Linked DNA regions of Homo sapiens: region 2 is linked to region 1. The links are chromatin loops, found by intact Hi-C in ENCODE. Cell type or tissue: PC-3. All regions are shown on one strand. Region 1 overlaps TCF4 (transcription factor 4). Region 2 overlaps TCF4 (transcription factor 4).

Region 1 (2,500 bases):
CAAAATTTAAAAAAAAGTTGGAGTGCATACACACACACACACACACACACACATGCACACATGAATATAAAAATGGCATACTTCAGGATCAATTACTTAAATATATTTTCAGTAAAAAGCAAAATATTATAGGTGATACTTAATACATGGCTGCCTTTAAATAGCATGTGCTTATTAGGTCCTGTGAATTTGTTGTTGGTTCAGATACTTATTGTTGATGCATTCTTTGGAAATACCCTTTTAAAATATATTGGTAACACAAGAGTGATGATTCTCCTTTCTGGTTTCATATTTTTGACTGGAAAAAAAAATAAACCTGATTCATAGCAGTATAAATGTATGGTTAATTTTTTGTGTTTTAGACCCACCGTCCTGTGTAAATGCTCACTTAACCATAGGCTAAGAAAATACTTGGAAATAGAAAAGAAAATGTGAACTACTGATTGTCCTCTTAGTTGACAAATGCTTCATGTTTTCGCTTGAAGGCATGTGCTATGAAGTAGGCAGTTGCTGTCTCAGTGCCACAAGTTCAATGTCTCTGGACCCCAGAGTCGATAGTAGTAGTTAATAAAAAGCTCAGCAGTATTTTTTTAATGAAGTAATCATGCTGTACTCTATAATTTTATTCTTGGAAGCATAAAGAGTATTTACAATATGGTGTCTTTCTAGGGTCAGAATAGTGAGGAAAAAAATGGAAAAATGTCCAAACATCCTTCCTTGCATGGCAATGATGGCATTACTGGTGTGTTTAATAAAACCTTTATTGGTACATTTTCCGGTGTGGTGGCATTGGCAGAAACCATCCCCCTTTGGATTTGGAACTCAGCAGCTGATGAAATACAGTAAACATTAATTTGGAATGGGCTGCCAGTTTTGGAAAGCCAGGTGACATTTTATTATATTTGTACCAAGCAGAGGCTGTGTCCCATACTGCTGTAGCTTCCGCTGTCAGAGGCTTAGCTGGCATTATGGAAAAAAAAAAATGGCAGGCCTGAGAATCTTATCCCCTGAAATGAAAGTCGAATGCCAAATTGAAATTCCTGTAGGATTTCCGATAGCAATGGGGGAATTGAGAAGCTCACAATTAAGCATATGGGCATTAAGATAATTGTCAGATCTGTTGGCGGACATGATAGAAGACAGATGGGTACGAATCAGTGCGCTCCACTGCAGCACCCTGGGAGGCAATTTGACGTTTTACCTGCCTGAGCTACTCTGCCATATTTGTCACTGAATGTACAGCACGGCATCTTACTGAGTGTTAAGTGTTTTCGCCGGGAACTATAGGTGCATGTGCGGTCCTTCAGCGCCCTCTAGTGAAACGCGTTTGGGAGTATGGTTTTTGAAAAGCCAGCCTTCATCAGGTCCTCTTGGCCTCTGGAAATAGCTGTCGCACCTCCGGTTCCTGCTCACCTCTCTGGTTCCTCTCGCCCTTTCAGGTGGGGACCCATCGTGAAGATGGCGTGGCCCTGAGAGGCAGCCATTCTCTTCTGCCAAACCAGGTTCCGGTTCCACAGCTTCCTGTCCAGTCTGCGACTTCCCCTGACCTGAACCCACCCCAGGACCCTTACAGAGGTAGGTTGGCCTCACCAGGGCACTTCTGACCTCACTTTCACAATAGGACCAGTGTTGATACCCAGCCTCTTGGTGTTCATCCCTCAAGAAGCACTGGCAGAAACCCAGGAATCAAATTGGGCACAAAAATGGTAAGGAAATGGCAAAGTATTTAGAACTTCGCCCGCTAATTGTGTTTCTCCAGGGACTGTTTTCCTCAAACATCCTCTGAAATCCTGGTCCTATATCAGCAGGGAATGAGGCCACAGACTGATGAGAGGAAATTTTATTTTAGCTATTTCCACATTTTTCTCATTCAGGTCCTCTAATGTGGTTAGTTGTGGCCTGAAAATGATATTTCCAAATGAATAGGAAGGAAGGAAATTGTTTTTGTTGTTTAAGATGGAAGGAAATATAGGTGCATTTAAAAAATGGAGCTTGGTTGCATGATTTTCGCTCTTGAGTCATCTAGCCCTCTAATGATTGCCTCATACCGGTGATTACGAGCGGCTTTTCATGACCCCAGGAAGTTGGGCTATTGCTGGCCAGCTGACTAGGAGTCGCTTAGATAACATCTTCTCAGTCCCTTCACATTTAATATAAAAATGATAACATTGCCACAGGAATACATGTGGGCATTTTTTCAGCTGTTCAACATTGTACAGATCTGAGTGTCAATTATATGTATGGGTATGTCTGCCCATTTTTTATGAATAATAATCATTTTATGGACTTTTTTTTTTTTTTTTTTTGACAGAGCCTCACTCTGTCGCCCAGGCTGGAGTACAGTGGTGCGATCTCAGCTCACTGCAACCTCCACCTCCCAGGTTCAAGCGATTCTCCTGCCTCAGCCTCCCAGGGGGTAGCTAGGATTACAGACATGCATCACCATGCCTGGCTATTTTTCGTATTTTTAGTAGAGACAGGGTTTCACCACATTAGCCAG
Region 2 (2,500 bases), 110 kb before region 1:
AAGTTTGCTCAAGGATTTCTGAATTTTTGTTTGGAATTTTGGAATAATGAGCTCCTTCATCCACTATCCTCCTCTTCTCTGCCTTGAAGCCCAATCCTGCACCCTTTAAGAAAGAAGGCTTCTGGTGTGCATATTTTAGATAGAAAGAGAGAAGAAATATAAAGGAAAAGACAAGCATGAAGGTTAACTGTGGATGAAAGGTTTGTGTATTTTTGAGCTATTCCTGCTTTATCTTTACAAACAAAAAGGTTGTATGCCCCAAACACTCAAACAAAACACCACCAGTTCATTCCTTCCCCCAGAAAGAAGCCTTCCTGGCCAGCAGCACCCCATTTTTCTACTCAGTGATCTCTTCTAAGGAGTGGTGCCTGATGTATCTTCCTACTCTCCAATGTGTTTTTATTTTTAATCAAGTATTCAAAATAGTATTTTGCATGCTAAGATTTATCAGGACTTTCGTTAAGATGTTAGCAGCTGCTAACATAAACAATAATAGCATTTAGTGTAAAACTGGACTTGTTGAGAAAAGAGAAATACATTTCTGGGAACTGCTATTTTGAACTTTATCATTTTCACTGAAGAGTATATTTTGGTGTGAAGTTTTGGACTCGAGAGTGGTTTAAATTACTGAGAAGTGTAGGAAACCACTGCAGGGCTGCTTTACCCAGAGAGAATTATAACAGGGCTTGCATGTATTTTGAAAATAAAACCTTTTTCTATGGCATCCAGCTTAACTGTGAATTTATATTTACGAAATAATGTAGATAAATGCCTTGATAATTTGATTGAATACCATTTTTTAACTTTTAAAATTTAATTGATTGAAATAGTTTTATTTGCTAACATAGCAAAATGTTCTCCTTTTTTCCAGATCACTGACAATTTCTGCATTTTCTATGTTTTCTTGGTTTTGAATAATTCTAAAGGTTTTCATTGAAAGTAATGAATCAGGAATTGGAGGGCTAAATAAGATTCTCTTAGAAGATGTGGCAGTAATCCTAAAAGAATAAGGAGTCTCTTCAAGAATTGTCAAAGTTGTATTTTCTTAAGGCAGAATCCATACTTGTCAGGCTGTTGACAGACACTTGCTTTGTCTTGGCTTTTGTTTGATTTTTTACATAACTGCACTGGATTATTAAACTGAACATAAAATTGCACCTCAAAGCAATAGCACAGGATTTTCAGCCTTGATCAATTTCTACTATCCCCGGATGTGTGTGTGCACGCGTGTGTGTGTGCACCCATGTGTATGAGTGTGCTTCTTTTAAAGGAATAGGAGCTTTTATACAATGTGGTGCAAAACTTATAGTTTTAAATACTTAATTATTTTATCTGGAAACAGCAGCATGTGAGTGATTCTTTTTTAAGTTGCAGCTGCTGCATAGGTGTAGAGCTATTTGAGGAGTTTGATGCTTTACTTGAGCATATACTCCCTCTTCAGAGAAGTTAAGGTAGTGCAGAAGTTTCTGCATTTTGTAAAATTTCAGGGTTGAAAATAAAGATGCTTTATGATTTGGTGAGATGGATAGATTTCACTTCTGAAAGAATGTGCAAGTTGTATTTTGAAAGGAACATTTTAAGAATTCTACTTAAGTGGTTTAGTGACACCCACTCTTGTCTCTTGTCTGACTTTGTCATCTGAGGAATTAATCATAAATAAGCCACTAGGGATGAAACTTGATATATAAGTGCTTACTTCCAGAGTAATAAGAAGAGGAACTGTGTGTGTGTTAAATTTCACTAAATTTATTTTGATTATTCCGTAGAGCAGGAAATAGGAACATTTCGTAGTGAAGCTCTCTTCATAGCAAACTGTAAAGAAAATTTCTCAGTGTGTTGCCATATGTTGGCAGTGATTAAAGGGCATTTCCTTTGTGAAACATGGAGCCATATTAGAAAGACTTATATTTTCTCATAAAAATGACCTTTGCAAGTACATTTAATCATGAAAACTGGTGTCATTCGTCACATACACATACAAAAAGTGTCACTGTTACCATTAGGGATTTTAGGAAAATGCTACTTTGGAACAATTATTTTGATGGCATCTGAGAAAGAATACCTAAGTGTCTACAGGAGCCTCCTCCCTCCATGGCCCATATCATTCTAAATATGCCTCCTGAATTACGCTTATAATAATATTGTAATGTCTTTCATTCTACCGATTGGCACAGTATATCATTATATCATTAGCTGCTATGAGAAAGCAGTTTCAAGTAGGTGGCAGATTCTTAGCATTAATGTTTTCAAGTAACCCTGTTTGGAGAATTGGGTTGTTTCACAGGTGCTCAGGTACATTAACACAGTACAATAATATTTTCTGGCTTGCTTTTTATGAAACGAACTTGAAGTACAAAATAATTTAATAACAAGTGGAGTATAAAAACTGGAGCTCTAGCTTAAGAAAGTTTAATAACTCAAGACGTTAAAGGATAAGAAAAAAATTGTCTAAGGAGGCAGCAGTGTTTAGCTCATTTTGCGTTACTACTAAAGCTGAAAT

The links. A loop is a pair of places that touch in the nucleus more often than their neighbours do. Peaks named below come from ENCODE experiments on the same cell type or tissue, not always from the same donor. Only the 100,000 strongest peaks of a DNase experiment are listed, where the experiment ranks them.
Region 2: a loop joins it to region 1, with 6 times the contacts of the local background. A loop is called at or near these places in 13 of 110 quality-filtered maps.

Annotation. Positions count from the first base shown.
Region 1 is chr18:55,233,623-55,236,122 of GRCh38, reverse strand. TCF4 (transcription factor 4) reads left to right here. Exons shown (of 20, transcript NM_001083962.2): 16 at 1,440-1,575. Among named protein-coding and RNA genes, the nearest start is that of LINC01929, 110 kb to the right of the region's middle. RefSeq lists an enhancer at 1,171-1,465. In PC-3, a CTCF peak has its summit at 1,310 (motif pointing left); a DNase peak (open chromatin) is centred at 1,292; H3K4me3 peaks cover 857 bases.
Region 2 is chr18:55,342,591-55,345,090 of GRCh38, reverse strand. All of the region lies in intron 8 of TCF4 (transcription factor 4), which reads left to right. Among named protein-coding and RNA genes, the nearest start is that of TCF4-AS1, 110 kb to the left of the region's middle. In PC-3, a CTCF peak has its summit at 1,453; no DNase peak of the experiment used is centred here.